Regions from separate parts of the Mus musculus genome. Here regions 1 and 3 are each linked to region 2. Evidence: chromatin loops called from intact Hi-C (ENCODE). Cell type or tissue: heart. All regions are shown on one strand. Each heading gives the region's core, and the rest is flanking DNA. Links, peaks and the distances in the headings are about the cores only.

Region 1 (10,710 bases), core at 2,189-10,188, 51 kb after region 2:
ACATATATATATACATATACATGTATATATATACATATATATGCGCCTTGGTCATGGTGTTGAGTCACAGCAATAAAAAAATGTAACTAGAACAAATTCTATCTATTTACCTCTAACTTTCATGACTTCATTTTCCTTTACAGTTGAGTAATATCCCATTGTGTATGTGTACCATGTTTTTTTCTTATCTACTCGTGTGTTGATGGACATCTATGTGAAATCCTCCTTGCATTGTCAGTTCTACTGTCTTTATTTATTTTATGTGTATGGGTGTTTTTGGCTGCATATATGTCTATGCGCCATGTACATGCCTGGTGCCAAAGGGGGCCAGAAGAGGGCACCAGATCCCCTGGAACTGGAATTTCAGATGGTTGTGACCTACCATGTAGGTGCTAGGAATCAAAAACAGGTCATCTGGAAGAGCAGCCAGTGCTCTTAACTCCTGAGCCATCTCTCCAATTCCAACTTACTGTCTTTGAAACTGGTTACTCTACTGGAAAGATGGCACAGTGGTTGAGAGCACTGGCTGCTCTTGGAAAGGTTCAATTCCCACCACCCACATGGCAGCTCACAACTGTCTGTAACTCCAGTTCCAGGGGACCCAATACCCTCATGCAGACATATATGCAGAGGAAGAACTGTGTATTGTCTAGACCCTGGACATGGCAGAGGGGACAGTGTGGCATTGGATGTCTCTAGGAAATTGGGTCTGACCAAGTATTTCAAGTCAGTCCCTGTATGGGAGGTGATTTTCTATTGACAAAAGGAAGTTAGGAGTAAGATTTAAACTCTAGAAAAATCAAACTGTGTTAAGAAAATGAACCAGGATGCTGGAAAGCTAGTTGAGTGGTTAAGTGTACTGGTTGCTCTTCTAGAAGACTTGGCTTCAATTCCTGTTGATGACAGTTCATTTCCAGGGATCTTACCCCCCATTTCTAGCCTTCGAGGGCACTAATTCAGGCAGGCTAAACACCCATACACTTATATAATTTTAAGTAAAAAGAAAAGGAATTATGTCCAACAAGAACAAATTTGAATACAATTTAAGATCTACTGGTGTGCCTCAGTGGTTCTTAGCAGGTGCTTGAAGTCCAGAAGAAACTCAGGACAAGAGGCTGTGATGCGAGCCGGGCGTGGTGGCACACGCCTTTAATCCCAGCACTCAGGAGGCAGAGGCAGGCAAATTTCTGAGTTTGAGGCCAGCCTGGTCTAAAGAGTGAGTTCCAGGGCAGCCAGGGCTACACAGAGAAACCCTGTCTCAAAAACAAAACAAAACAAAACAAAACAAACAAACAAACAAAAAAAAACAAAGAAAAAAAAAAGGAAAAAGAGGCTGTGCTGCTTATTAGCATGCGGAAGTGCTGGCCTCCAGACCCGCTCAGTACCACCACTACCTGTAGCTCTTCTCACCACCTACCCAAAACTTCAGCTCTCAGGTTCCCTCCCTCAGAGCTCCGCGTTAAGACCATGCTCCCTTTCCTTTGTCTTCCTCTCTTGGCCTCCTCTCCTGCCTCTCACTTTCCTTGTCTTCCTTTCTTGCCCAACCTACCCCTTTCTGCTCATGGCCTGGTCCAGTCTGCTGGCCATATTCAATTGACTACGTCATCTCTCTGTTCTGGGATCCACCAGATGTCTCTGGCTGTTCTCTCCCTCATATCCCAACCACACCTTTGGTAGATGGAAATGGGTGCCAGCATTTGGGGGGACTGGGGTTCCTGTAAACCTGATAGGTAAAGACTTGCACAGCAAAGTAGCTAGAGTAGAACTAACATCTCTAGGTTGCCATTGTGTCCTTTGTTGAGTCTTAGACAACATCCTGGACAGGGCGGGCTCTAGGGAGAAAGGCATAAGGGCTGTATTTTGACTGTTGGGGTCTTCATGTTTTGTAGCTATTTCTTTCCAATTGGAGCTTTCCTTGAAGATGAGAAAAGCTCTGGAAACTCACAGGCCCAGGAAGCTCAAGAGTGTGATAAGAGTCACAAGGACCCTTTCCAAGGTTGTAGAAGCAGTAAGAGCTACTGGGGACAGGAGACTCCCTCTCATAGTGCACACTGCATCCAAAAACGGGGCTTCCATGAGTTGATATCATGCCGCAGGGCTTAGGCGGCTGATGATGTCACCCATGCTCTGTGTGTGACCACAACGGGTTCACTGGCTCACTAGGCTAGAATTGGGTACAGTCATTTCTTTGGTCAATTATTGGTGCTTTATCTGACTAAATAGGTGTCTGCTCACATCTCCCCAGGGAAATTCATACATTCACTTCCCTTAGCCTTCATCTCAATATGTAGCACAAGCCGACTTTGAACTTGAGGTTCACGTGTCTTGTTTCAGCCTCATAATTCTGGGATTAAAGATGTGCACCATCATGCCAGGCTATCTGTTGAATTATTTTTTCCAGCCTTTTGGCAGTGATGTGAAGTAAGGCCATTACTTCCCCCCCCCCCCAAAGTGAGATAAGGAAGAGACAGAGGCAAAAGCCATGAAAGCTGGCAGGGACTGCTTCTCTAAGTACTCAAAGGCCAGGCAGGAAGGGAGCATTTATCTCCTGAGAGGAAGTGTCTGCAGGACTTGCAAACCCTGTGAGAAAATCATCACAGGAGCTGGACTCAAACACCGCCCCTAGTACACTCAGCACAAAAGTTGCGAGTTGAAACCAGAGAGTGAGACTTTTTTTTAAATTATTATTATTTTATTACTGGGTATTTATTTCATTTACATTTCCAATGCTATCCCAAAAGTCCCCCACACCCTCCCACAACCACCCCCCCCACCCACTCCCACCTCTTGGCCCTGGTGATCCCCTGTGAGAGTGAGACTTTTAAGACAGTGACGGTCAAGATAACCACTTCCATTGTGTTGTTTCCTCTCTGACCTTGAAACTTGGCATGTGTTTCTCAGAAAGAGTTCCCTAGTTTTTGTTTTGTTTTGTTTTAAGATTTATTTAATATATGTGAGTACATTGTTGCTATCTTCAGACACACCAGAAAGAGGGCACCGGATCTCATTACAGTTGGTTGTGAGCCACCATGTGGTTGCTGGAAATTGAATTCAGGACCTCTGGAAGAGCAATCAGTGCTCTTAACCACTGAGCCATCTCTCCAGCCCCTTGTTTTGTTTTTTGAAAGAGGGTTTCTCTTATATAGTCCTGGCTGTCCTGGAACCTGCTCTGTAGATCAGGCTAGTCTCGAACTCAGAGATCTGCTTGCCTCTCTGCCTTCTAAGTGCTGGGATTAAATGCATGCTCCACCATTGCCAGATGGCTCAGTATTTTTTAATACAGACAGAATTGGGGGCTGGAGAGATGGATCAGTGTTTCAGAGCACTTGCTGTTCTTACAGAGGATCCAGGGCCTGTTCTTAGCACCCACATGGTGGCTCACTGTCTATAACCACAGTTCCGGGTGATCTGACTCCCTCTTCTGGCCTCCACACATACCAGGCACTCAGCACAGGAACAGGAAGATGCCTCTGAGTTTGAAGCCAGTCTGGTACATAGTGAGTCCCATGCCAGCCAAAGCTGCTGAGTGAGATTCTGTCTTAACCCCTGACAAGTGACACCTCCAAACTCCGATAAAACAAAAAAAAATTCTCTAATTAAACAAGGCATAGAAGGGGTTTTATGTTGGCTTTTTTTGTTGGGGGGGGGTGTATTTTTCTGTTGTTGAGAAGAAAATAATTTGCTTGGTCTACATAGTTCCAGGACAGCCATGGTTATTTAGAGAGGAACAGTCAAGAGAAGAGAGAGAGAGAGAGAGAGAGAGAGAGAGAGAGAGAGAGAGAGAACTGAATGAGGAGACTGTATGAAGAGGGATGACTTGGTGGTAAAGAGCATTTGTTGCTCTTTCAGGGGACTGGAGGTCAGTCCCAAACACCCACATCATGTTAGCTCAAAACCATTTATAATTATGTATGTATGTATGTATGTATGTATGTATGCATGTGTAAACTCATATTTAAGGAATGGTATTGAGAAGGATAAAGAGTGTAGCCTTGTTGGGAGTGTGTCACTCAGAGATGGGGTTTGAAATTTCAATAACTCACAGCAGGCTGAGTCTCTTTCTCTTTCTCATGGCTTGCAGATCAGGATATAAGGTCAGTTACTGTTTCAGAACCTTGTGTTATACTGTACTTTCCAACATGATGATCACGGACTGATAACCCTCCAAAACTCCAAGCAAGCCCTAAGTAAAAGCTTTCTTTTATAAGAGTTGCCTTGGTCATGGTGTCTCTTCACAGCAATAGAAAAGTGACTAAGACAGCAACATTGGCCATTTAGGTGTTTGTAAAGCTGGTGGACATACCCATGCACCAGTTACTCTCTGTCCAAACAGAAGGAATGACGTAAGAGGAGAGACAGCTGTGCACCGGAAGTCAGGATAAAGTGAGGCAGACAGCAGTTTTTTGTTTCCTTCCTTCCTTCCTTCCTTCCTTCCTTCCTTCCTTCCTTCCTTCCTTCCTTCCTCCCTCCCTCCCTCCCTCCCTCCCTTCTTTCTTTCTTTCTTTCTTTCTTTCTTTCTTTCTTCTTTCTTGAGACAGGGTCTCAGTGTGTAGCTCTGGCTGTACTGATTGTGTAGACGAAGCTATCATCAAACCCACAGAGAATCACCTGCCTCTTTCTCCTCATTGCTTAGATTAAAGGCATGCACCATCATACCAGGCTAATTACCACTAGTTGATAATCTGTTGGTGTAGAACAAAATTCTGGAGCCACTTGTCTACTGATGGAATGCATCAATTGCATCTTGAGCTTCCATTTCGTACTGGGTGGGTGTGTTTCATTGCTTGGTTGCCCATCAAATGGGAACCTGATCTGCCTTGCTGACAAACACTGCCGCATATGATGGCTTTCATTAGTTTATTGCCTCTAACCTTAATATGATCACTGTGCTCAGGCCTGACCCCTTCCTTGGGTTTTTCATGGGCTATGGTGAGCTCTGGGGTGTCTCCTCAGCTGCTGCTTCACCAAAGACGTACCAGGTCTGATCTGAAAAGCCCAACAGCTGGCACACGCCATGTCAAATGGGCGGCTTCGCAGGGAATGAAACAGTTAATTTTAACTGCTCAAGCTTGCACTTCCCGAAATACTAAATCTGGCTAGTATTGAACGGTTTTAACTCTTCGCATTCCTTCAGCACGCCACCACTTGAGCTGGGGAGAGAACTCAGAATGAACAAGCTGGTTCAGACTGCAGGATCCTTTGTAATATATAATAATACCGCCGAGCGGTGGTGGCGCACGCCTTTAATTCCAGTACTCGGGAGGCAGAGGCAGGCGGATTTCTGAGTTCGAGGCCAGCCTGGTCTACAGAGTGAGTTCCAGGACAGCCAGGGCTATACAGAGAAACTCTGTCTCGAAAAACAAAAACAAACGAAGAGTATACAACCGAGCCCAGGCCCGTTGTCTGTTCCTAACGTGAGCTCTCTGGCTACCGAGGCAAGGCTGTTAGGTGTAGCCAGAGTCCGCAGTGTGACTCCCGGATTAGTAAGAAGGAGAGAGAGCTCTTTCTGCAGCTCCATAGAGAAGTGGACGGCCTGGGACTGGATAGTGGATTGAGGCTCCTTCGTTTGTTGTCCAGACATTTTCAGTAAAGAACTAGGATCACCACAGCCACCAAATCCCAGGGCCACGCTCCCGGAGAGCGTCGCACCCGCAATTACGTATCCAAGGAGCAGAGACGCGTTGGCTGGTAAAAAGCTCCCGCCGCTGCAACCTCCATTTTGCTTCCTGGCAGAGAATAAAATGGACCTGCTCCTCACTGTCATTTCACTCATCAGGAGGGCATCCGTCTCTTCATCTTCGAGAGCAGCTGTGAGGTAACCTGGTGGCGAGAAACCTGAGCACTGCGAGCCAACTTAGGAAGAGGGAACCCTTGAACTGGGCTTGCCCTCACTGAACATGGCGGCAGAGCCTGGCGCAGCCGATTAGCGCATGCTCACGCTTCAGTTCCCGCCCCTTAGAGGGCGGGATTACAGTGGGAGTGGGAGCGAACTCTGCGGCCCTGCCATAAGTCATCCTTGCCTTTACCGTCAGCCTGATCTAGACCGTAGAGAAAGCATGGAGCCGGTGCCTGCGGCCACGGACGGCGGGGAAAGACCCGCGACGCCGTCGGGCCTGTCGGCTTCTCAGCGGCGAGCGGAGCTGCGGAGGAGAAAGCTGCTCATGAACTCCGAGCAACGCATCAACCGGATCATGGGCTTTCACAGGCCCGGGAGCGGCTCGGGTGAGAGCTTCGGTTTCCCGTCTCCCGCCCACCTCTTTGAGTCTTCAAGCTCCTTCTGCCCACTCCAGCTCGTAAACATTTTGTCCCCAAAATGCATTCTGACCGAACTCTGTCACCGCTCCCTAGGTGACGACCCATATTATATTGTCGCTTAACCCCAGGACGCTCCTTGTTGCTTCCTATTTTCTTGGATCCTTGCCCGGAGGTCGTCTCCACCCTGGCTACAAAGCCTTCGTTCCTGAGTCTCTGTGTACGGTTATCTGAGACAACCCCTATGTTCCTGATTACTCGCCTTTCTTGAAGGCTGTGCATTTTATCCCCAGACCTCCCAGGGAGATTTTCCTATAAGCTCCAGATGCCTTTATTCCCAGTTACTCCCCATGACATAGCTTTTGCCTTTTGCTTCGTAACTCTCGTCCACCACATCAGTCATTACTCAACTGTTGGCTGGTCCGTCCGTTGTGGATTAGAGACCCTATTTCCCTATCTTGGTGGCTATGCTCATTGCTTTCAAAATTATCACCTGTCACACAGGTCCTCCCGAAAGATGTGATGTCCCTGCAGAGATTTCCTTTCATTACCATACATACATCACGTTTCAATAACTGCATTTGCCCTAAGAAAATTCATCTTTCATGCAACCTTGTGTCCAGGACACTGTTTTCTTGTGGACACAATTGAATTCTACTATGCTTGGCCTCTCTAAGTTTCGATTTGGGTGTTTCCTTTAGTAATTGGCTTTTTAGTTGCTCTTTGTGAGCTTGGTAGAACTCAAGAATTTCTCTGAGGCGTTAGAGATATAGTTCTGAACTTCTAGACAATATAAATGAGAGATATGGCTACCACTTTCAAAATCATCTGAAACAGTACAGAAAATATTTTTTTTGTAGTGATCATTCTGAAGATATTCTTAAAGTGTTGGTGTTTGTCTTTCTCAAGTCCCTTTCTTATTCTGTTCTTTTGCTTGAAAAATTTTATCATTTTTAGAGTTCTCTCTTTAAAAGCTAGAACAGCATCCTAAAAGTGCCTGCTCATAGCTGCCCGGGAACAGCAACAGTGGGTACAGGCGGCGCCACACCCTGTGCTCACAGTTAGAAATGCAACTGTAAAATAGAAACCTTGAAAGACTTCAATGATTTTGTATTTTTATCAGTATTAGCTAGTGAAAGAAACTGAGGCACACCTCTTGAGTATTTTGTCTGTGAAAGAGCTATTCTTTATTCCTTGGGACATCCCGTGCTAACTTTGGTAGTTTCTGTCCTCATTGTTTGAACTCCCCTCTGCCAGAGTGCTAGTTTTGCGGCGTTGTATTTTGAAGGTGAAGACGAAGGAGCTGGCTTTGTTTTCTGCATCAGTATTTGTCTGGATTCAGAGACCAAGTTCTAGCAGCAGTGGGAGTGTTTAAGGTGTTTGTGAATATGTAATACACAAGGCTTTATTTTTTCCCCCCTCAGAAGAAGAAAATCAAACAAAATCAAAGCCACAGGACAGTGACAAACTGAACTCCCTCAGCATCCCTTCAGTTTCAAAGAGGGTAGTGCTTGGTGATTCAGTCGATGGAGGAGGAGCTGACCAGCTCGGTGGTGTGGCAGAAGTCAGGGGAACCCAGCTGGGAGACAAACTGGACTCATTCATTAAAGCACCAGAGTGCAGTAGTAAGGATGGAGCTGAGCTCCGGCAGCGGACCAGAGGTGACCTGACAGCAGACCCGGCCCAGAGGGCTTCTCACCACGGCCTAGAACAGTACCTTTCCAGATTCGAAGAAGCGATGAAGTTGCGCAAACAGCTGATCAGCGAGAAACCCAGCCAGGAAGATGGAAGTACCGCGGAAGAGTTTGACTCTTTTCGAATATTTCGATTGGTGGGGTGCGCTCTGCTCGCTCTTGGCGTCAGAGCCTTTGTTTGCAAATATTTGGTAAGACAAGAGCTTCCAGTTATTAACTAGAAGAATGCAAGTTGAGTTGTCGTGATAGGGATTTCTTGCCAGCATTACCAGATCTATCATCAGGCTGTTTGAAAGTGTAGTATAAATTCTGTTATTATCCCAGTTAGAGAATGAGAGCCTATTTATGGTAATAACTAACATCTGTCTACATGCCAGGTACCACTTTATATGCTTGTCTTTTATTCATTGATTTAAATTCCATCTTTATGCACTATATGCTGCTTGAACCCACAAGGACTCAGATGAATTCTCTTACACAGCCGCTGACAGGTGGGGTGAAATACAGGCAGTTTCATCCCAGAACCGGAAGTCCAGATGCTTATATATACTCTGTATTAGCTAGTAGTTTTCCAAGTAGTTTGAGGCATTGAAATGTACTCCTTGTGGTTCAGTGTAGATTGGCATTGTCTATAGTTCAGAAAGGGTTTCTGCAGTATGTAATGTAGTAGCCTCATAACGACAGTTCCTGATGGGACGTAGAAGAGCGCAGAAAGACACAGTTACAGTTCAGTGTCTTGGTGAGAGCTTTTTTCAAAAGATCTATTATTAGTTTATTTTTGTGTTTTGCCTACATGTATGTATGTGTACCATGTGCATGCCTGGTGCCTCCTGAGATCAGAAGAGGGTGTCAGGCCAGGCGGTGGTGGCGCATTAATCCCAGCACTTGGGAGACAGAGGCAGGTGGATTTCTGAGTTCGAGGCCAGCCTGGTCTACAGAGTGAGTTCCAGTACAGCCAGAGATACACAGAGAAACCCTGTCTCGAAAAAAAAAACAAAAAACAAAAAAACAAAACAACCAACCAAACAAAAAGGTGTCAGATCCTCTGGAACTGGAATCGCAGGCAGCTGTGAGCGACCATGGGGGTGCTGGGAACTGAACTCAAACACTGTTACCCAACCAGCCACTGCTCCAGCCTCCCAATGTCTTGATTTGAAGTAGGACCATTCAATAGTCATTTTAAGAATGCTTACTGTATATTGGGTATGTACAAAACATCGTAAGGCAAAACAAGTTTTAAAATGTGCTTTATGCAGCCAGGCATAGTAGCTCATGCCTTTAATCACAGCGCTTGGGAGGCAGAGGCAAGCAGAGCTCCGAATTCAAGGCCAGCCTGGTCTACAGAGCAAGTTCCAGGACAGCCAGGGCTTCACAGAGAAACCCTGTCTCAAAGACAAAGCAAAACAATATAACAACAATAACAAAACCTCTGATTTTATGCAAATATTTTCTTAAATAGAATCTGTTCAACAGATTTGATTGTCTCTCTGATGATAAATTCTCACCATAACAGAGGCCAGATGATTTTAGTCTGCGAGCCAAGAGCTGCTCTTATTTAAGGGCTCTGTGCTGTCATGATTCAAAAGCTATGCCTGGTTTTTGTTTTGTTTTGTTTTGTTTTGTTTTTTGTTTTTTGAGACAGGGTTTCTCTGTGTAGCCCTGGCTGTCCTAGAACTCACTCTGTAGAGCAGGCTGGCCTTGAACTCAGAAATCCGCCTGCCTTTGCCTCCCGAGTGCTGGGATCAAAGGCGTGCGCCACCACTCTCGGCTTTGTTTTTTTTTTTTTTAAAAACAAAGATTTGTTTATTGTATTTGTGTGATTGTTTTGCTTACATATATGTATGTATACTCGTGTGTGCAGAGTACCTTCCCGGTCAGAAGAGGGTGACAGAGCTCTGTGGAACTAGAGTTATAGGTGGTTGTGAGCTGCCATGTGGGCACTGGGAATTGAACCCGGTTCTTTTGCAAGAGCAAGAAGTGTTCTTTCCCACTGTGCCATCTATCCAGGCCCAGTGCCTCATTTCTACGTAAGGATTTTTGTTGTTTTGGTTTTCGGGTTTTACTCATATCAGATATTCAGTTGTTTGTTTCTTGCCTCTGCCACAGGACAATGTTTGTTCCTTTGCCCCTTTGATGACCTTTTACATCTTAGTAATAATTATGTAGAATAAGTGCCATATTGATCTTTTTCCTTTTGTTGAAAATGAGATATCAAGCTGCCAAGCTTTTTTTTTTTTTTTTTAATTTACATTGGTGTTCTTGTATGTCTGTGTGAGGGTGTAAAATCCTCTGGAACTGGAATTACAGACAGTTGTGAACTGCCATGTGGGTGCTGGGATTTGAACCTGGGTACTTTGAAAGAGCAGCCAGTGCTCTTACTCGCTGAGTCATCTCTCAGGCCCCCACCCTACTCTGTTTCAAGAAAGCCAGGTTGTTGTTGTCAGAGGGATCTGTGGCTTCCCTCGGAAGCTGGGTTTATGCAGACTTTTAGTCATTTGTCAGTCTCCTCCAGGGGAGAGAGATGTTACTGTACCACTTTTTTTTTTTTTTTTTTTTTTTTGAATTTATTTCTAAATGTCACATAGGTCAAAGATGTCTCAAGAGAAACCTGGATATTTTTTTTTTAAGATTTATTTATTTATTATATGTAAGTACACTGTAGCTGTCTTCAGACACTCCAGAAGAGGGCGTCAGATCTTGTTACAGATGGCTGTGAGCCACCATGTGGTTGCTGGGATTTGAACTCTGGACCTTCGGAAGAACA
Region 2 (10,710 bases), core at 1,151-9,150:
CTTACAAAAAGAACTAGGTGGTTCTAGGCAGGGTGGCCCCTAGATCCTTTCCTCCCACTGGCCATGACCGTGGTGCAGGCTCGAGGCGGCAGGAGAAGGTCTGAGGATAGGAACCACCTGGACCTTCTGTGTATCGAAAACAAAGGCCCTGGTTACAGAGATCATTTTGAAGCTTGCTGAGTGAATTAAACATAATGAAATGGTTTCAATAACCGTACTGACTGATCACCTCAGCCAGTTCCTCAAGGGAACAGATTTCCTCTTAGCACTGCAAGAACCAGGTCTCTGGAGGCCCTTCACACTAAACTGGACTGTCCCAGGAGATGCTGGAGAGACGGGAGGGGAAGGGCAGGATGAGCTCACCGCCAAGAAGCCCAGGCTCCTTAGCATGCCTCCTGGGTTCTAAGCACGCACACAGGCTGCGAGCTGAATGGTTAGGACCAAAATCAGCTGGTACAAGTAGTAGGTAAGGCTGGCTTTGGGCACACTACACAGGTCCTGCCACCATCCTAGGCTGCTTTCACATTCTCTTGTTGACAAGGCTCAAATAGGGAAAGAAAGCAGCTCTGAGACACAAAGCGGGAGGTGGGGAGGGGGGAGTTAAATTCAAGTCTGTCAGGCTGTTCTCACGGCCTCCTTGGACTGCTCTGAAGGTCTGTGAGCTGACCTGCCTCCGCCTTTCCACCATCCTTTGCTAATAGAACAGTACCTATTTAAGCTTTATCTCCAAGTAAAAGGGTTGGAGGATTTGGGCGATAGACCAGATTTAGTGAGCTAGAACAACTGAAAGGCCTTTTGGGATCCCAAATAATCTTAAGAGATTGTATCTGAAAGTGTCCAAGTCACACGAGTGAGCTAAGAGCTACAGAGAACCAAGCTGGAGCCAGGCTACCTAAGGAAGCACTGCCACCCAAGCACTCAGGATGACTTAGAGAGACGCGGGTTCAGCACGAGCAATGCTTCAGGATTCTAAGAGGCACAGATATGGGTATGAAACATCCTCTGCTTCACTTTTTCCTATAGTTATCAAAATGGGTGATGTAGGCTAGGCTGGCCTGTAACTTGCTATATAGTGCAGACTAGCATTGAATTCAAGGCTATCCTCCTGCCTTAGCTTCCCAGGCGCTAGAATAGAATTACAGGCACAAACTACTGCCCCCCTGCCACACAGTTGCTTCAAAACACCCACTTACGTTAAGAAAAAAAAAAAAAAAAAAAAAAAAAAAAAAAAAAACAGTGTATGGGTTTTGGATCTTAGAATAAGTCTGTGGGCTGGATGTAGTCTTATTTGCCACCCATAGACTTGGTTCAGCAGGTAACATTGAATTTTACCTTTCATATTCACTCTACATCCAGACAAAAGTGAGGGGGGTTACAAACCAAGATCCTTAAGAAAGATATGACAGTAGACAGAGCAATGTCCAGCCTCTACCCTGACAACAAGAACTTTTGACCAGAGCACAAAAAGCTGTATCTTGACTCTCATTTCTACCCTTAGCAAAAAGCGGAGTCCAATCAGAGCTGGTCTTTCAGCTCCCTTGTGTGTGTAAGAGTGAATTTTTACTTGATTGGAGTTTTTTTGCCTCTTGTTTGTAAGTGGGAGTCATTTGGGTAAATGTTTAATTGCTGTGGGTTTCTGTTTTCCCATCTGAGAACGGGGTAATTGTAGTTATATCCTCTAGTCTGTTTACTAATATCTGTTAGTCACTAGGACAGGGATCTGGTGACTAGTTGACAAAGCTCCTGCACTCTACAGTGTACATGGAAAAGCAGACAAAGAACCAGATCAGTTGGCTAATGCATCAAATCAGTGCTAGGTGCTGAGGAGAGCACAGGGGAGGTGGGAAGGGGAGGAGGAAGGTATGCGGGCTGGAGAGATAGCTCAGCGGGTAAGAGCACTGACTGCTCTTCCAGAGGTCCTGAGTTCAATTCCCAGCAACCACATGGTGGCTCACAACCACTTGTAATGGGATCCGATGCCCTCTTCTGGTGTGCCTGAAGACAGCTACAGTGTACTCATATACATAAAATAAATAAATCTTTAAAAATAACAAAATAAAAGTAAGGTATGCTAACCATCCTAGGTCTTTCTTTATAGACAAGAATCTATAAAAACCTGGATCAGAGGTACTAATGAAGGTTCAAATTTGGGACAACTGCATTTCAATGAAACTGGACAGTTAAGACACCATCCAAACTTTCTGGGCTCTCTATGTGACAGGGGCTCTAGAGCACTGTATGTCTGAATGGGAAAGAAAGAGGAAAACAGACAGCTAGCTGCATGGTTCTCTTCTAGATAACAACACTCTTTGGGGGCGGGGATGGGGGGTGGTCAAAACAGGTAAGAAGGGGAAGCAATGTCTGGTTGAAATGGAGACCCAGCAGGAGCACAGGGCAACCTGTGACAGCCTAGGCTGCAGAGCGGGATGTTGGGTATGCTTCTGACATCCAAGAAGTTGAGATACTTTCATTAATTAAAAATCCTCTCACCGTGATACGAGACACAAAGGAGACCAGCATCAAAAGTAGGTTACAATAAGTGCAGGTTCTAGCCTGATTCAACCTTCCCCTCCTTCACCTAGTTACTTCTCCATAAAGGCAAAGCCTGGGACAGGCGTGGAGGAGCCCACGAAGGGCATCCTCCCAGCCCGTGGTGTTCACTGTTCAGTGCTTGGGACAGACACATCAACAAGTTTCATCACAGAAGGAGTGGTGCCATTGAAGGGAAGCAAAGAGGGTGGTGGGCACAGAGGGGGCACTTGGTTTAACTGGGGAGGTCAGGGAAAGCGTTCCAGGAATGGTACCCCAAATGGCATCCCCACTCACATGCACAATTCCAGAGATTCTACTAGAAGGCTGTCAAGAGCCATGCCTTCAGGCTGCACCAGCCTCCCAGAGTCCCCTGCTGCCCGATGCAGTGTCTGCAGAGCCAAACGCATCTTCCGCCACGCCTCGTCCTCATCCGGGCGCTGCATCCGACCCTCCAAGACTCCTGCAGGGGCCTGCCTTCCTTGGCAGGCTCAGCCAAAAAACCAACTCAAAACTCTTTTGTCAGAGCAAGCTTAGGGTGAGCCACCCAGCCCCGGGTGCCACAACCCTCCCTGAGCAACTGTGGCCCACGCCACCCCCGCCTCTCCTGTTTGCTCCTTTTTGCTCAAAAGAAAGTGACCTTCCAGGTGGCAAGCTGGAAGCTTCCGAGAATCCTCCCAAATACTCTTAGTCTCGCAGGATTCACCAAACTAGTGGACTGGCGGGGGTTGGAGGTGGGAGTGGGGGCTCCTTATGGGACAGGAGATAGGAGGAGAACAAGGGTTTCCTCTTTAGTGGAGTTATTCTAACAGTCTTTGGGGCCGCCAACTGTTCTGCTGGGTAGGGAAAGGAGAGAGGTCCCGGAAGGCAGATGCAGAGAGGTACAGCTGTTGAGGGTAGCGGCTGCAGACCGTGCAGGGGAAGGGATGAAGCTGCTGGGGGCGGGGGTGGAGGGGCGCACAGAGGCTGCAGCCTTGCAGGTTCCAGCGCCCTGAGATGATGGTCTTTTAGGGGCTAGGGGATAGGGGGGAATCAGGTGGCTCCAAAGGGAAGTGGAGGGCAGAGAACTAAGCGGTGGTCTCGGGACCTGAGCGAGTCCCAGAGAGCATAAATGGTCAGAAGATTTAGCTCCGGAGCAGGGCCTGAACGGGTAGCTTTACAAGGGTCGCAAGAGGGTTGGCTGAGCTTTGGCTTTGGAGAGGGGTCCAGCTTCCACTCCCGGCAAGCGGGTTGAAAGCATCTGCCCCGGACTTGGGATTTGGTCCCAGACCCACAGTATGGTCCATGCCCACTCCCGCCCCACTCCCGCTCCCGCTCTGGGGAGGTGTAAGCAGCCCGGCAGTCGGAGTCGTTTTGCTCGATCCTACCTGAGGGCCTGGAGCCAGCTTGGGCTCTTCTTCCTCTCGGGGACCGTCGCAATCCAGCTCGGCGGGCACCTCCGGGGGCCCTGCACCGGCTCCCGCTTCCAGGCTCGGCGGCGGCGGCTGCGGCTCGGGCGCCTGGGGCTTCTGCAGCCCCGCGGCCCGCGCCCGCTCCCGCCGGCCCGCGCCGCCGCTTGGCCTGCTCCGCCTCCGAGTCATGCTGCCTCTTGCGCCGCTCCCCCGCTCGCTGGCTCCTCTCGCGCCTCCGCCGCCGCCGCCGCCGCCGCCGCCGCCGCCGCCGCCGCCGCTCCCCTCACAGGACAACAGCCAATATGGCGGCGCCCGGCGCCCCTCCCCGCCTGCTGCCAACAGGTCAGAGGGCACACTCAGTCCGCGCCGCCGCAGTCGCCACGGAAGCCGCCAGCGCCATTTTTAATAAGGCCACCTCGCTGGGCTTCGCAGGAGACCAGCCCCGGGCGAGATCCTGTCCTAAGCACTAGTCCGAAAGGCTGCGATCGGCTGGAGAAACACATTGGGCTCTGTAATAGCGGGCCTAGGAGCTTAATTATCCATTAAATAATGAGTGAGTTACTAATCTTTTTGCTGCGAACTTTTCACGCTCATCTCTTGGCTCCTCCCTAAATCACTTGGAAACAGGTACGAATTATTCCCATTTTGCAATGGACAAGCACTGGCTGCAAAATGCCTACCATAGATTCCTAGATATCATCCCACCACACCTGTGGTCAGCCTGAGGCGAAAGAATAGGCAGGTCTTTACTTGTCGTTTACTGGGAGCCCCACGTTCTGTGCTCAGAACTGCAGGACCCAGACTCAGGTCGTTCTTGAGGCTGATGGGGAAGGGGGTCACTTAAATAGATAATAGGATCGGCGTGACAAGGATGAAATGATTAAAGCACATACTCTGGCAATGTTTTTTTTTTTTTTTAAGTGGTATGTGCGAGAGAGGTCTTTAACCCACAAAGCAAAATTAGAAATGTTTTAATAGCTCAGCATTTTAGTTGTTAATATGTCATCTCCACCCATTTTCTTCCCACAGGGGGAGAAAAATTCAGGCACATGGAACAAAAAAATATATGTATTTTTTTTTTAAGTTTCCAATGCTGTCTTATGCCTTGTCGAGTGAAACTGGAACTTTTTAGTAGTTACACGTGGAATTTATATTGATAACATCAATCAGAACAAAATCTGAAACTTTGACTACCAAGAAGTAAATCAATTTTTAAAAATTGCTCTATTTATCTTATTGTTTTAATAGGTATGTGTGTGTATGTGTGTGTGTCGGTGGGACTGGGTTAAACTTCTTTGGCCTAACTTGCTCCATCTTGAAGTCTGTCCTCCGTTTTGCATGGCCCCAATTCCAAGAAAAACCACAAATGTTCTAGAGTCTACCACTCAGGGAAGGGGAGGAACATCTGGCCTTTTCTCCAAGATCCTGAAACAGTTGCCACCCTTCTTTCCCTGGAATACCTAGGGGCCACCACAGACCAATCAGGAACCAGGACCTCTGGAAAGCCCCCTAACCACAACCAACCATGGTAAAGGTTGCCTAGACCCTCACCCTAATCTTCCACTTCATACCTGGTTGTGGTTTTCTGCTTTAAAAGGCCTGTGAGCCCACTTCTTGGGCTCATTGCTTCAGCTCCCGAGCCTAACTGCATCTCTAGTCCAGCTAGATCTCTTGGTGAGAGTTTCCCTTGGTGAATAAAAGCTGCTTTTGTTTGACTTTGGATTGTGGCGGCCTGTGCCTCATTATTTGTGTGACCTCAGGCCCAACATTTCTGTGTGTGTGTGTGTGTGTGTGTGTGTGTGTGTGTGTGTGTGTACGCGCGCGCGCGCATACGTGTACTTGTGTGTCAACTTGACACAAGCTGGAGTTATCACAGAGAAAGGAGCTTCAGGTGAGGAAATGCCTCCATGAGATCCAGCTGTAAGACATTTTCTCAATTAGTGATCTAGGGTGAAAGGGCCCACTGTGGGTGGTGCCATGCCAGGCCTGGTAGTTTTGGGTTCTATAAAAGAGCAAGCCAGTAAGCAGCACCCCTCCATGGCCTCTGCATCAGTTCCTGCTTCCTGACCTGCTTGAGTTCCAGTCCTGACATCCTTTGGTGAAAAACAGCAATGTGGAAGTATAAGTTGAATAAACCCTTTCCTCCCCAACTTGCTTCTTGGTCATGATGTTTTGTGTAGAAATAGAAACCCTGACTTTAATTTATTTTTAGGATTTATTTTATGTATATGAGTACATTGTAGCTGTCTTCAGACACACCAGAAGAGGGCATCGGATCCCATTACAGATGGTTATGAGCCATCATGTGGTTGCTGGGAATTGAACTCAGGACTTCTGGAAGAGCAGTCAGTGCTCTTAACTGCTGAGCCATCTCTCCAGCCAATGATTAATTTTTATTTTTTGGGTTTTGTTTTTGTTTTTTTTTTTTTGGTTTTTTGTTTTGATTTTTTTCAAGACAGGGTTTCTCTGTATAACCCTAGCTGTCCTGGAACTCACTTTGTAGACCAGGCTGGTCTTGAACTCAGAAATCTGCCTGCCTCTGCCTCCCGAGTGCTGGGATTAAAGGCGTGTGCCACCACGCCCAGCACGGCAATTCTTGATCAAAGCCAGCTATGGACCCTCAGTGTCTGGAAACAATGCTTGTGAGAGTCTAAATAAGACAAAGCATTAGAAACAGTTAGCAACAGTAATTTTACCTGATAGCTTCCATAACTGTTCTTATTATATATACCTTACTAATCTAAGAGAAAGTCCTTTTCTAGACTAAAAAGGGGCAATATTGAGGATGTTTTTGAGCACTGTGTATTTAAGTGATGAATTCTGTACCCAGAGATCCAAATGTAGTCCAGAATTGGTATTGGCATTATTATGAAGCATTTCCTGATTTGGTATTTTGTAAAACACTGCCCTCCATTATTTTCTGATTGGTCATTAAAGAACTGGACAGAAGAGAATAAGGCGGGACTTCCGTACCCTAAAAGAGGGAAGGTCTCAGTTGACCACATGAGGACTCAACATGAGGAATCAGATGGAGGAGGTGTCAGAGTCAGACCAACATGGTAGGTAATGCCATGTAGTGGGGAAGTTGTAGGGATAAGGTCATTGTGCACTGTGTATAAATATTCACCTGTCAATAGAAAAGCCTTTTGCCAGTTAGCTGAGGCAGAATTCAAAGGTAACACACCTGCATGGGAGAGAAAGAATTCTGGAAATGAATCAGGTACATGAGAGATTCACCCAAATTCTGAGGAGACAGACACATAAATCTGAGAAGCAGGTAAACAACCATGTGGCTCTAGAATAGAATAAACTGGACTATTGAGATATGAGCAAGTCAGGGAACCAAGTGAAAGTTATTGATCTATATAAAAGAAGTTTCAGAGTCATCGTTTCTGGGAACAAAGCTTGGGAAAAAACAAAAACAAAAACTCTTAAGGGTATATGGCGCCCAACATGGGGCATGGAATGCAAGCTTAGAAAAGTCCCAGGTGAGAGGCAGTGCAGTTATATTTGGCACTGGATGTCGGGAAAGTACTTACAAAAAATCTGAGACAGAAATCCAAACTTAAAGTTTGGATGAGAAGAGAAACGAGTGTGCTCAGGATACAGAGCAGTTTCTTAGTTCTGTTCCTTTAAGAGAGAAAAAAGTCGTAAGAGCAGCTGGTAAAAAAAAAAAAGAAAGAAAAAAACAACCAAAAAAACGGTTGCTTAGCAACACAGTTTCTCAGGAGGTCAGGTGTGGCTAGCTGCAGAGAGAAAAAAAAAAGACAGCGGAGGAAAAAACACAGAGAGGCTCATTTAAGAAGCCCCACTGGGGTTGGAGGGATGACTCAGCCAGTAAAAGCACAGACTGCTCTTCCAGAGGTCCTGAGTTCAATTCCCAGCAACCACATGGCCCACAACCATCTGTAATGGTATTTGAGTCCCTATAAAGACAGCTACAGTGTATATATATATATATATATATATATATATATAATCAATTAATTAAATGCTTGGGGGGAAAAACAGTTCTTCAACCCACAGATGGAGAGTGGGGTGGTCAAAGGGGTTGGGAGACAGCAACAGAGTCCTGAAATGTGAGCATGTGCTGGCCCTTTTCATGCCCACCTGACATATGCTGGGCTGAGGAGATGTCAAGATCAACTTCCCAGAGAGGGGAGCAGGGGTCAGGATCTAAGAAGACTCATATCCTGGTTACACATGGAAGTCATAAACGAGACAGAGACCAAGCCAATGACAGTGCAAGGTCTGAGCTAAAAGCGGAAGCCATAACACAGCCACAGAAGACATATGAACACAGCCAAACTTTGGGTCAAGTAAAATTGTGATTAAATGCTAAAAGCTCAGAATTACAGGAGGTGATTGAGAAGTCCAGGGAAGCATATTTGGGTTAGAATAAATCAGTATCTGCCCAGCTATAGTGCTCAGAAGTATATAATAAGTATACCAGGTCTCTGTGTCATTGTTTTGGGCAAAGGAGGGCATAGAAAAGTCCCTAACCCATTACACAGTACTTGCCTATTATCCTATGCAGGAAGCCCTTTGTGCTTTGTACCATGGAGGGAAGTGACAGAGCTTTTTGATAATTTGGTCCTGAGAAGAACTCCAGTTTCGTGTTGTTGAAACAGATTAGCAGGTCTTCTAGAACAGTGTGGTCCATGTAGACATCCTTTGCTGTCCCAAATGTTTCTGCTCTGCTGGAAGGTAAAACACAGAGAGCCCAAGAACCACATGGCTCTGAGATGGGACAGAGTCCCAAAGGAAAGGTATCATGAGACACAGGAGCTCAGGAACCATACTCTGAGAGTAAGCCTCCGCAGCAGAGGCATTGAAGCTCTCAAGAGAGGGGATCCCCAGCTGAGCTCAGGAGCCTCAGCCATCCTCCTCCTCTTCCTTGCTGCTTGCTTCTTCTCTTCATTGCTTCTTGGCTTCTTGCAATAAGAGAGTCACACCAGGCAGCAAATCTCATGAAAGAGATTTGTTGGGAGGGTCCAAGGTATGGAGGGTCAAATCCAAGGGTGGTTGCCCTTTGTTCCCGGGAACAAACAGCAGAAAATTAAACAAAGGGCGGGGCTTATATAGTACTTCTTAGGGGGCAGAGCTACTCAGAGTAGAGATTTCCAGGTTGAAGATTGGTGGGACTTCAAGTCCTGAGCTTGCGAAGCTCAGGGACTGGTGGGAATTCCTGTTCAGGGATTGGTGGACTCTCCTGCTCAAGGATTGATGGATTTTTGTGCAACGCTCTGTGGGGCTGCTTGGGGAGACTGGAGAGGAGGCGCTGATGCCATTGAGGACAGCTCCTATGTTGTAGGTTGAGACAGGAAAGAAGGTGTCACCACCATGGACAGCTCCTCACGACTACAGTAAGCTGAGGAGGGAAGGGTTCTGCTAACATAAATAGCTCTTGAGGGCAGCTTCAGCTGAAGGGAGAAAGGTGATGAACCACCGTGGACAGCTCAAACAATGGCTACAGACTAAGGGTCTGTCCTGGTGCTGTCATTTTGACAAGAGCCACCATATTTGTTTGTTTGTTTGTTTGTTTGTTTATTGTTTTTTTCGAGACAGGGTGTCCCTGTATATACCGGGCTGTCCTGGAACTCACTCTGTAGACCAGGCTGGTTTCGAACTCAGAAATCCATCTGCCCCTGCCTCCCAAGTTCTGGGATTAAAGGCATGTGCCACCACTGCCTGACTAGCCTTTTTATTTTAATTCTGATAGCCTTTTATTTTCCATCATAGCAAAACTGATACCAACCAACCAACAAAGGTTTATATATGCTCAGCCCAAGAAATGGCACTATTAGAAGGTGTGATCCTGTTCAAGTAGGTGTAGCCTTTTTGGAGTGGGTGTGCCACTGTGGGTATGGGATTTAAGACCCTGATTCTAGCTGCCTGGAAGCCAGTCTTCTTCAAGAAGCCTTTAGATGAAGATGTAGAACTCTCAGCTCCCACTGTACCATACCTGCATGGATGCTGCCATGTTCCCACCTTGGTGATAATGGACTGAACCTCTGAACCTGTAAGCCAGCCCCAACTAAATATTGTCCTTTATAAGAGTTTCCGTGGTCAAGCCGGGTGTGGTGGCACACGCCTTTAATCCCAGCACTCGGGAGGCAGAGGCAGGCAGATTTCTGAGTTCAAGGCCAGCCTGGTCTACAAAGTGAGTTCAGAACAGCCAGAGTTATACAGAGAAACCCTGTCTCGAAAAACCAAAAAAAAAAAAAAAAAAAAAAAAAAAAAAAAAAGTTTCCGTGGTCATGATGTCTGTTCTCAGCAGTAAAATCCTAACTAAGACAGAAATCCCCTTCTCGTCTCTATAAATATTTACCTGAAACTGGGCTCGAGGCCCTTTCCCATTCTCCTGTGTCAGAAACAGTAGTGTGGTCCAAGCTTGAGCTTGGATATAGAGACCCTAATGTGATTGTATTGGAATGGGCTCCTCAGTGGTCTCTTGGGGGTTCACAAATGTTTCATGGCACAACACTTCTTTCTTTCTCCTCTTTCTCCTTCTCCTTGTGGTGCCTAGCTGAGACCCCCCTACTCAATCTCAAGTCCTGCCTTCCTCTCTCCTGCCCAGAGTCTCCAGCCTTTTATTATCCAATCAGAGATTATTGGGGAACATTCTTTATAGCACACTGGTCAATACAATGCCAATGTTCAGACTGCAACCTGATTTTGGGGGGTGGGAGCAGAACTCAGCATCTGAATACGTGGCACACAAGACCATTTGCAACCCACACATGCATCTTGTAGTCTCTGTTCTACCAGAGTTAACTCTGTCTCTCTG
Region 3 (10,710 bases), core at 986-8,985, 62 kb after region 2:
ATGTACTCAGAAGGAGAGGACACAGAGCATGGTGCTGTGTCCAACCCTCAGCACACACACAAAAAAGGAAAAAAAACAAAACAAAAGAAATCAAAACCTATTAACCTCATCAGCCTGTGAACCTGTATTTTCTCCCCTCGAAGCCCCAAGTGAGGAATATCTAACCCAAAGTGAGCTTTCATAGTCCAAGTCTCTTGTTTTTCTTGAAGAAACATCTACATATGGTTTCTTCAGCTCTCACTCTACCATCCACAACTGCAGTAGATCTTCCTTCTCTCTTTTTTTTTTTTAAAGATTTATTTCATATATATGAGTACACCGTAGCTGTTTTCAGACACACCAGAAGAGGGCATCAGATCCCATTACAGATGGTTGTGAGCCACCATGTGGTTGCTGGGAATTGAACTCAGGACCTCTGGAAGAGCAGTCAGTGCTCTTAACCACTGAGCCATCTCTCCAGCCCTCTTCTCTTTTTTTAAGTTTATTTATTTGCCAGGTGGTGGTGGTCCATGTTTTAATCCTAACAGTTGAGAGCCACAAGCAGGTGGATCTTTGAGTTTGAGGCCAGCCTGGTCTACAGAAGGAGTTCCATGTTAGCCAGGAACCCTGTTGATAGGGAATCTTGTTTATTTGGTTGTTTTGATACAGTTTCTTTGTGTAGTCCTAGTTGTCCTAGAACTTACTCTACAGACCAGGCTAGCCTAGAACCTAGAAATTCCCCTGCCTTTGCCTCCCAAGTGCTGTTATTAAAGGAATATGCCACCCGCATCCGGCAAGAATATCCTAGTATGAGTCTTTATGTGGACATAAGCTTTCATTGCTCTTGGTTAACTATATAGCTTTTTATATATTTAAAGTTGCTGAGTTACCAGTAGCTATTTAGTGATACTAAATAAATAAATTTTAGAGATCACCTTTGAATTCCATTAAAAAACTGAATCTGGGGGCTGGAGAGATAGCTCAGCGGGTAAGAGCACTGACTGTTCTTCCGAAGGTCCTGAGTTCAAATCCCAGCAACCACATGGTGGCTCACAACCATCTGTATTGAGATCTGACACCCTCTTTTGGTGTGTCTGAAGACACCTACAGTGTACTTATATATAATAATAATAAATAAACCTTAAAAAAACAAAACAAAACAAAAAAAAAAAAACTGAATCTGAGGCTGGAGAGACAACTCAGTGGTTAAGCTTCTATCACACCAGTGCCAGGGCATCTGATGGCCTCTTCTGGTTCTGCAGGCACCAGGCATGCATGTGGTATGTGAACATACATGTAGGCTAACACCCATACACATAAACTAAAGATAATTTTACAAAAACAAGACTAGTGGTGGTGGCGCACACCTTTAATCCCAGTACTCCAAGGCCGAGAGGCACGCAGATCTTTGAGTTCCAGGACAGCCAGGACTATACAGAGAAACCCTGTCTTGAAAACTTAAAAGAAAAAAAGCCTAGTGTCAGGGGATAGCACTCTAGCAGGAGTGAGGCTCTGAATCTGAACCTAGCATCTTGTGGATCTGAGCATCGTGCTTAGAGCCTATGAATCCAGCCATTGGGAAGGGGAGGTAGAAGGGTCAGTAAGTCTTCGACGTGTAGCAAACTTGAAGCCAGTGTGGGATCTCATATGAGATATATGTGGGATATCACATATGTGGGATCTCATATGTGAGACTCAGCATATGATATCATTCTCTGCTGCTCTGACAGGACGCTACTCATCTCTGAAAGCTTCTTTTCTCTCTCCTCTGAAACCCTTCCCTATATGTTTCTGTATGTGGTGATATACTGGACATCAGAACTGCCAGATCCCTTCCCTGTGCTTTGTTTACATAAGACACCAGTGCAGTCTCTGTGCCATTTGGATCCCTATGTTACACACTATCATTTCATTCATAGCCTCATATCCAGTTTTATTTTTTCTCATTTTTTTTACCCTGTTGTCATTGTGTATCTCAAAAGTTGTTACTATGTCTTGTTTCCAAAATGACACAGTTAATTAATTAGGGACTTTCTACAGGGCCCTGGCTGTCCTAGAACTCACTATGATCCCAGACTGGCTTTGAACTCACAGAGATCTGCCTGTTTCTACCTCCCAAGTGCTGGGATTAAAGATGTGCTGCATCTTGGCTAGGCAAAATGACATAGTTATAAAACAATTTTGCTGGGCATCCTGATGTCTCCTATTGCCTAATAATCCTCGGATTTACCTATTGTGCCCAGTAAGTGTTGTCATGTTATTGTTCTGACAGTTCATTAGCAGTTTTGACAACTGAGGAGAGACGGCATCTGTCCTGTCTGTAGAGCGCAGGCGTAGTCTGCTGAGAGCAAACGATTAACTTCCCTTTCATCTGTACAGGGCGAGAAGAAGGTGAAGACGACGGTGCTGACAGCTGCGCTGTTGCTGTCTGGGATTCCCGCTGAGGTGATCAACCGGTCCATGGACACCTACAGCAAGATGGGCGAGGTCTTCACGGACCTCTGCGTCTACTTCTTCACCTTCATTTTCTGTCATGAACTGCTTGATTACTGGGGTCCTGAAGTACCCTGAAACCCGAGGAACTTAGAAGTTTACAAATGACAACAACTTCTCTTTTACACTGCAGAGTCTCTAAAAGGGGCAACTTGGTTTATACCTTCATCAAAATCTTTGGCTTTACAGAAATCCAATGTAATCGTTTCCCTGATTTAAAAGGGTTGACTTTGTATCAGTACTGGTCTGAGTAACCAACTAGGTTAACGAACAGCACTAACGATTTCTCTTGTTTAATTAGAAGTCCAATCTTCCACTTTTCCTCTAATGTCTGAGATTTGTAATCCCTCTTGTAGGCCCAGGCTAGTCCTTTTAGGCGACTAGATAGACAGGTCTCAGCCTGCCTAAAAGACTGCACTTTGTATTTCTGTCATTCCTTCCTGAGAAATGAAACCATCCTCAAAATAAAAGCGAATGGAATTAGATTGACTAATAGAAGTCTGTACATTTTATTTTTAAAAATTTGAACACAAAGCCTGAAAGAGGTAGCTAGATGTATCGTTTCTTGAGTCGATGTACACGTACATATTTAAAGGGAGACGTGGTTACAGTTTGTACCCGTGGGCCGTAGTGGAGCTTGGAGACAGGATGCCTGCCTAGCACTAACGCTGACGTTTGAGGGGTGGGCAGTTACCCAAGTATTTATACGTTATTTTTTAAAGATTTATTTATTTATTATAGGTAAGTACACTATCTGTCTTCAGATACCCCAGAAGAGGGCATCAGATCTCATTACAGATGGTTGTGAGCCACCATGTGGTTGCTGGGATTTGAACTCAGAACCTTCGGAAGAGCAGTCAGTGCTCTTACCCACTAAGCCATCTCTCCAGCCCTATGCATTTTTTTAAAGGTTTATATTCTATGCATCTTGTATTCATCTCTTTTTTGTTTAGATTTAGTTTTATTTGATGTGTCTGCGTGTCCTGCCTGCATGTTTGCCTGTGTACCTTGTGCATGTCTGGTACTTGCAGAGGCCTGAAGAGGGAGTCAGATGAATCCCCTGGAGTTGTAAACAGTTGCGAGCGGCCCTGTGGGGACTGGGAACTGAATCAAAAGTCCTCTGCAAGAGCAGACAGCAATTGCTCTTAACTGTGTACCTGCCTCTCCAGCTCTACCAAAAATGTGCTTCTCTAGTCACAGTCATAGTTGGGAATTTTCTCTTGTACATTCTCACAAGTGTGTCTTTGTCTTTTGCCTTGACTTTCTGTGCTGCAACCAAACTCAGGCCTTGTGCACACCAGCTTGGTGGTCTGACATTGAGCTACATGTCTTTTAAGATTGTTCCTATTAGATTTATTCATTTTATCTTGTGTGTTTTGCCTGCCTGTATGTATTTATACCATATGTGTGCTTGGTGCTTAGGGAGGTAAGAAGAGAGCATTGGAGCCCCTGGAATTAGAGTTATGAATGGTTCTGAACCACCGTGTCTGTAATGGGAATCGAACCCAGATCTTCCGCAGGAGCAACAAGGGCTCTTTACCTCTGAGAAATCTTTTTAGCTATGCAGAGTATCTTTTAAAACCAAACTCGAACAGAAATGTTAAATTTGGCTGGGCAGTGGTGGCACACACTTTTAATCCCAGCACTTGGGAGGCAGAGGCAGGTGGATTTTTGAGTTCGAGGCCAACCTGGTCTACAGAGTGAGTTCCAGGATAGCCAGGGCTACAGAGAAACCCTGTCTTGAAAAAAAGAAAAAAAAAAAAAAAAAAAAAGAAACCAAAATTCTGGTCTACAGAGTGAGTTCCAGGACAGCCAGGGCTACACAGAGAAAGCCTGTCTCAATAAACAAAGAAAACAAACAAACAAACAAACAAAAATAGGCCAGGCAGTAGTGACGCATGACTTTAATCCCAGCACTTGGGAGGCAGAGGCAGATGGATTTCTGAGTTCGAGGCCAGCCTGGTCTACAGAGTGAGTTCCAGGACAGCCAGGGCTACACAGAGAAACCCTGTCTCAGAAAACCAACCAACCAACCAACCAACCAGCCAACCAAAAACCAATGACCGCACCTGCCAATGGTGTGATGCATGGCCCCAGGCATCCAGGTGTTCTTCTAGAATGCATTGTCTGTTCCTTTTCTGGTTTTGAGTTTGTTTTAAAATAGTTGCTCAGTGGTTCCCTTTATTAGGCCTAATTGGTTTTCATGAAAACATCCTTTTCCTAGGAAGGCATAGACGCCTCCATTTTTTGCAGTCATGAAGTTAGTCTTTTGCAGTCTTGGAGGACCTCTGTAGGTAGGGAATCTATTTGCTCTTGCTTTGCTTTGTTCTACCAAGGCCAGGTTGTCTTTAATCTGATTGGTCATTTGAGGTGTTTGTAGGCATAGGAAATCCTTTGGGAGGGCTTCTTTGTTCCAGTATAGGGGTAAGTTCGGTAAGTAAAACACTTAAAGGACAGGTCAAAATGTGAATATAAAGATAATAAGCAGAAATGGAGTGATCCAGACAAAGAGCCAGAGCAAGAGGGAGGCCCGTGCTTTTTGTCTGGTGCCTTTGGGCCCCATTTCCTGAGCGGTTGAACGGATCATGTATTCCCCCCTGCCCCGAAAGCTTCCCAGTGTTAAGAACTATTATAATCCTTAGTGCAGTTTATCTCTGTTCTGTAGATTCTAAGTCTTCACATCTCATATTGAAGAGTCTTTCCTCTTCAGTATGATGCTCCTTGTGTCGAAGACACATCACTACTATTAGTTGTCAGGATCTGGCATACACATAAGTGACTCAGTACGGAGCATATAAGGAGACAGGAGCATTAGTTAATGCAGATTAAGGCAAACAGACACACTCCCTGGGAGAGCCGCAGGCTGCATTAGGTTCCTCGGTGGTCTGCAGCGAAGACCCTTTGCAAGGCTGACCTGGCTGATGGCACACTCCATAGCGCCAAAAAGGGCTGCGGGTTGCGCTAGAAAAGTAAGTTGTTGCTGCCGGCGCAGCCCGCGCCGCGCGGCCTCCAGTCGGTTGGTGGCGCTCTGGAGAAGCAGCCGCTTCCTTCCGCCCGCTCCTTCCTTCCGCACCCCGGCACCAGCACATCCTGTTTTCGTTGGCCACGCTCTGATGGCGGTCACTGCTGGAGCTCTGTCCATTTCGTAGGACCGGTCCTCGCTCGGTACCGTGAGAGCTTGCTGCCTCCCTCCTTTGTCCTCTTCATAGGCCTGCGCATCGTCCCCGAGGGCGCAGGCCTTCTGCTGGCCGGCAGCATGGGCCGGGAGTCTCGGTGAGTCCGCGGGCGAGCGGCTTCTTGGGCTCGGAGGGGAGCGAGCGGGTGGAGGGAGCGGCGCTGCGGGTAGAGTGCGGGTGGCCGCGCGTGTGGCTGCTGAGGACCCGGTCACCCGGGCTGTGACGAGGCGCAGCTGGCATGCAGGGCAGCCGATTGCCGTGAGCTTGCGACCACCGGTCGAGCCCTGAGCGGGAACAGTCCCCCTGACCCCACCCCGCCCATCACGGAGCCTCCCGCCTCATCCCCCGGGTCAACCCAGAGCCGGTTCACTCCCGTTCCTCTTCGTCTTCACAACATTGTTTGCCTCCACTCTGGGTTACTTTCGTGCGCACGTGGGCCTCTCTGCCTAAGTCATTTAGAAGGAGCGTATGCAGGCCTTTTTTACGCACCTGCTATATGTGCAGGACCGGCTTTTATTGGGTTACAACAAAAACACCTGTTCCATGGCCATTTATTCCGCGGATACATTTTGTTACTATGTTGCCTGCTTCTTTGTGAAACCTTTCACGCGGGCACCTTACGGTGTCTTCAAAACTTTAGGTTTTAATAACGGATTAGGACCTTGAGGTAGATGATGATGATATTATTACTACTACTACTATTATTATAATCATCATCTTGAAAGATGAGATGACTGGTATGTATGTAGCCAGTCTGAAAGGTACTGTGGTTCACTGTGTAGGGAGAATGAAAACTTGGCGTACTGGGTTAAAACTTAGGTTCAGGGAAACAAGCCAAGTGTGAGTGGAGCAGCTTGAAATTTTTGCAAACCAAAAAAACCTGTAGCATCTTCCGTATAAAGGGTGTATTGCCAGTGACCATGGTTCTTTTTTTGGGGGGGTGGGGGGTCCGAGACAGGGTTTCTCTGTATAGCCCTGGCTGTTCTGGAACTTACTTTGTAGACTAGGCTGGCCTCGAATTCAGAAATCTGCCTGCCTCTGCCTCCTGAGTGCTGGGATTAAAGGCGTGCGCCACCACACCCGGCCTGAATTACCTTTCTTGATCTTGCTGTTATAATTATTATATTTGTATTGCTGGAATCAAAATAACAATAAGACCTTGCCATTTTTTGACTTAGTATCTGTTGGATCCTGTTACTTTCAAGAGGAAATTCAGACTCCCCAGACCTTTCGCAGAAGGTCCTTTTCACCCATTTACCTGCGTACAGTTGACTTCCTGTGGTGCCTGGCTTCCGCTCATCTGGAGCTTTCTAGGTAGATCCTGAGAAGGCTCAGAAAGCGAATGGATTGTTGATTCCTAGTAATGGCAGCCTTCAGTGATGGCGAGGAAGGCTGCTATGAGCTGATGTCAGGGCCTCACACATTCGGAACATGGGCTGGACGACCATGGCCTCTCCCCTCAGCACAGCCTCCCTTTCCTGCTTATTCTGGTCCCATGTGGAGACACCCAGCCCTTCTCTCTTGCCCTCATACTTGGTATTTAATTCATAATTAAGATGAGTCAGTGCTAGTGTTTTGGGCTTCTATGTTTTATCTCCACTGGAGATCTTGGTATTTCTCAGCATCTACTCTCGCTATTCTGACCTAAGCGGGGCTTCTCTGAAGCCGGATGCTTGCTTCAGTCTCATGGTTTCTCTCCTCCTGTTGCCTCCTCCGTTTGATCTGTTCTGTGCTCAGCAACAAGACAATACTTTCGTTTTTATAGATACAAGCTGCGCTTCCAACTGCCAGAGGCACTGCCTCCACCCCTGAGTGCTGGCATTGCATACCTGATTCTTGAGTGATAACTTTAAAAATAGTCATGCTTAAACATCTTCCGGTAACTTTTTCCTTTTTTGTTATTTATTGTAAGAATATTTACTCATGGGGCTGGAGAGGTGGCTCAGTGGTTCAAAGCCCTGGGTTTGCTCCAGAGGATCCAGGTTCAATTCCTAGCATCCACGTGGCTCACAGCTGTCTGTAACTCCAGTTCCACGAGTGCGCGCGCGCGCACACACACACACACACACACACACACATTTGTCCTCAGGTATATACATATACATATACACATAAATTAATTAAAATATTTATTTAGAGATGAGAACATACTGATCTTAGCCTGATTGACATAGTGATCTTTCCTCAGTAGCTTAGACACCTTAATAACACTACAGGGGGCTGCTGCCATATGTGGCCCTATAGCTTTTTATCTTACTCGGAGTAAAAGACAGTCATTGTAAGACCCGGTGAGGTTCTCCATATCTAAGTATTTTGCTATTTCTCTGATCTTGTCTCGTGGTGCTCTCTTGAGTTCTTCTCTCCTTTCCTCCCCCCCTCCCCTCCCCTCCCCTCCCCTCCCCTCCCCTCCCCACTTCTCTCCTCTTCTCTTTCCACTTCTCTCATCTTTTCTTTGAAACAGAGTCTCACTGTGTAGACTAGACTGCTGTGATCTCAGAGATGCGCTTGCTTCTGTCTCCTGAGTGCTGGGATTGAGGCATGGCCCCCACCCCTGGCCCACTGACTAGTTTGTGTAACTGTCTTCTTGCCACTTTTCCTTCATGTGCCGGTCTGGACTCCTTCCCATGAGTTTGCCCATGTGCCTTTCGCCTGGAAGGGCCCCTGCCTGTCTGCATGGCTCCTGCTTATGTTTCCTTCTGTGGTTTCTAAAATGTCACTTCATCTTGGCTGTATCTTTTCTGTGAGTTTTTTTTAAACATAGAAATAGACAGCCGGGCAGTGGTGACGCATGCCTTTAATCCTAGCACTCGGGAGGCAGAGGCAGGTGGATTTCTGAGTTTAAGGCCACTCTGGTCTACAGAGTGAGTTCCAGGACAGTCAGGACTATACAGATGCTAAGTTTGATCTTGGATTTGATACTGTTGTAGCCACTACCGAAAACGCTCAGCATCTCGAGGTCGTTCTGGAAGTCGATCGAGGAGTCGCTCACCCTCTGACAAAAGAAGCAAACGTGGGGATGACAGACGCTCTCGGAGCAGAGACAGAGACCGGAGGAGAGAGAGGTCTCGGAGTAGGGACAAGAGAAGATCTCGGTCAAGGGACAGGAAGCGCCTGAGGTAAGACGTCCAGTTCTGCAGAACCAGTGATACTGGGCCTTCCCGGATAAATTGGGCTTCTCCAAAGCTGTGTTCTAGTTTGGAAATTAGTGGCCCGTTTGTGGGCCTCCTGCTATTTTTTTTTTTAACCATTGTTTGATTAAGCACAGGACTTGTCTATAAAGAGAGTCTTAAACGGTATCTTTAAGCTTGGAAACTTTAGATTGTGTTTTCTGTAATCCAGAGAGAACCTTGAAGTCCCTGAGAGAGATAAAAGTAAGATAATATGCTCTGCTCGTGCAGATTTTATTTGATTCTGCCCAAGAGGGCTGACCCTTGTGTGAAGAGTGGCCACTAAAGCAGACACTGGGAAGAAACAGGGCAGAGTTTCTGTGGGCTCTCCTTGCTGTTTTAAGCTAATTTAATGACTGTTCTTAGATTTAAACTGAAAACCACTCCACTTTTCTATTTTCTATTTACTTACATATTTATTCACACCAATGTCAATAGTTACAGCTTTTCTCCATGAAAATGTCTTTAAAAACAGAACGCATGACAGTGTTAAACTAGGACTTTGTCTTCTTAGGATGTTGGAAGGTGAGAATGCTGTGGTCTTAGGACCTGGCACTCCAGAGAAGCAGTTACCCATGACAGTTTAGAGTGTAGGCTTGCTCACCTTCCTGTCATGTGTCCCTCAGACAGCTCTCACAGTTCTGTCAAGCGCTTGTTAAGTAAATCAGTTACTCAATAAGTAACATTCACGGTCCCCTCCCCCCAGTCCCCCCCCCTACCCCCCTCCCTGGTTTCTCTGTGTAGCCCTGGCTGTCCTGAAACTTGATTTGTAGACTAGGCTGGCCTGGAACTCACAGAGCTCCATCCTGCCTCTGTGCGCACCCCCCCCCCCCATATGCTTATCTCTGACTTTATGTGAGAATAAAATTGCAAATTTTAGGTCATGGATTTTGAGGCTGGGTGTGGTTACACATGTTTCTAATCCCAATGCTAGGAAGTCAGAGGCAGGTGGATCCCTTGTGTTCAAGTCAGTGAGACTCAAAACAACAACAGAAACAAGACTGGAGATTATATAGTGAATTCTTCATATTGTCTAGTTGAGGAACTTGGGATCCAGGGAGTTGGGGGTCTGCCCTCTGTCACGTGGTAACTAGCAGCTCTAGGGGAGAAGTGTCACCTCTTAGTCTTAAGATTCTGATCTTTGAGCCAGGTCTGTCTGTGTCCTTATGAAGGCCCAGGCCTCCCCTCGGCAACACTTCCCCCTTGCTGAGATTAGGAGTTTGATTAGCTCAGCCAGTGACCAGGGCTGAGCTGCAGCTCTAGCTGGAGACTGCCTGAAATTTAAAGTATCTGTTACAGCCTGCTGTGTTAGCTAAGGTCACTATGGGAACTAGTGTCCTCCCATTTCCCTCGATTCTCGTGGGAACTGGCGTCCCTTGTTTCCTGTTTGGCTGATTTGGTAGCTAAGTGAGGCTCTGTAAGGCCTCAGCAGTGATCATAATTGTAAGGCCTTTTCGGGTTGGGACAGTCACGGTCTGCAGTAATTCTCTTTGGCCACAAAATAAAAGAAAACTCTTCCCGTCAGGCGCTCCAGAAGTAGAGAGCGAGACAGAAGCCGAGAGCGGAGAAGATCTCGGAGCAGAGATAGAAGGCGCTCAAGGAGTCGAAGCCGGGGCAGGCGGTCCCGGTCCTCCAGTCCTGGCAGCAAAACCAAGAAGACTGAGAACAGGTAACGCCGTCCTCAGACTGCGCCTGCTGCTACAGGCTTTGACGCTCGCTGGGAAGTGTTGGCAGAGTGTTTATTAGGCTGTGGGGCTTATGTTTCAGTTGAGAATAGCAGATTCTATTGTTTTTACACTCCACACTGAACCCTTATTTCTTATTTATTAACGGTCAGAACTTCTGTTATCATCTTTTGTGGGGCAGTGACTATTGTCTCAGGCATGCTGGTCACC

What was found. A loop is a pair of places that touch in the nucleus more often than their neighbours do. Peaks named below come from ENCODE experiments on the same cell type or tissue, not always from the same donor. Only the 100,000 strongest peaks of a DNase experiment are listed, where the experiment ranks them.
Region 1: it touches region 2 in a loop (5-fold over the local background); 1 of 42 quality-filtered maps calls a loop at or near these places.
Region 3: a loop joins it to region 2, with 5 times the contacts of the local background. A loop is called at or near these places in 1 of 42 quality-filtered maps.

What each region holds. Positions count from the first base shown.
Region 1 is chr13:55,617,035-55,627,744 of GRCm38, forward strand. Caml (calcium modulating ligand) reads left to right here and starts at 5,971. Exons shown (of 4, transcript NM_007596.2): 1 at 5,971-6,222; 2 at 7,677-8,137. The coding sequence starts at 6,057. In heart, for the core only: no CTCF peak of the experiment used is centred there; a DNase peak (open chromatin) is centred at 5,957; H3K4me3 peaks cover 2,715 bases; H3K27ac peaks cover 1,590 bases.
Region 2 is chr13:55,566,879-55,577,588 of GRCm38, forward strand. Fam193b (family with sequence similarity 193, member B) reads right to left here and starts at 4,242. Exons shown (of 11, transcript NM_145382.4): 1 at 2,827-4,242. Gm31364 (a long non-coding RNA gene) reads left to right here and starts at 4,218. Exons shown (of 2, transcript XR_873486.2): 1 at 4,218-4,547; 2 at 6,858-7,597. In heart, for the core only: no CTCF peak of the experiment used is centred there; DNase peaks (open chromatin) are centred at 3,093, 3,933 and 4,303; H3K4me3 peaks cover 2,601 bases; H3K27ac peaks cover 2,289 bases.
Region 3 is chr13:55,629,451-55,640,160 of GRCm38, forward strand. Caml (calcium modulating ligand) reads left to right here. Exons shown (of 4, transcript NM_007596.2): 4 at 2,359-2,966. The coding sequence ends at 2,550. It overlaps Ddx46 (DEAD box helicase 46), which reads left to right and starts at 5,549. Exons shown (of 23, transcript NM_001282055.1): 1 at 5,549-5,745; 2 at 8,576-8,764; 3 at 10,341-10,484. The coding sequence starts at 5,729. In heart, for the core only: no CTCF peak of the experiment used is centred there; a DNase peak (open chromatin) is centred at 5,571; H3K4me3 peaks cover 1,789 bases; H3K27ac peaks cover 1,134 bases.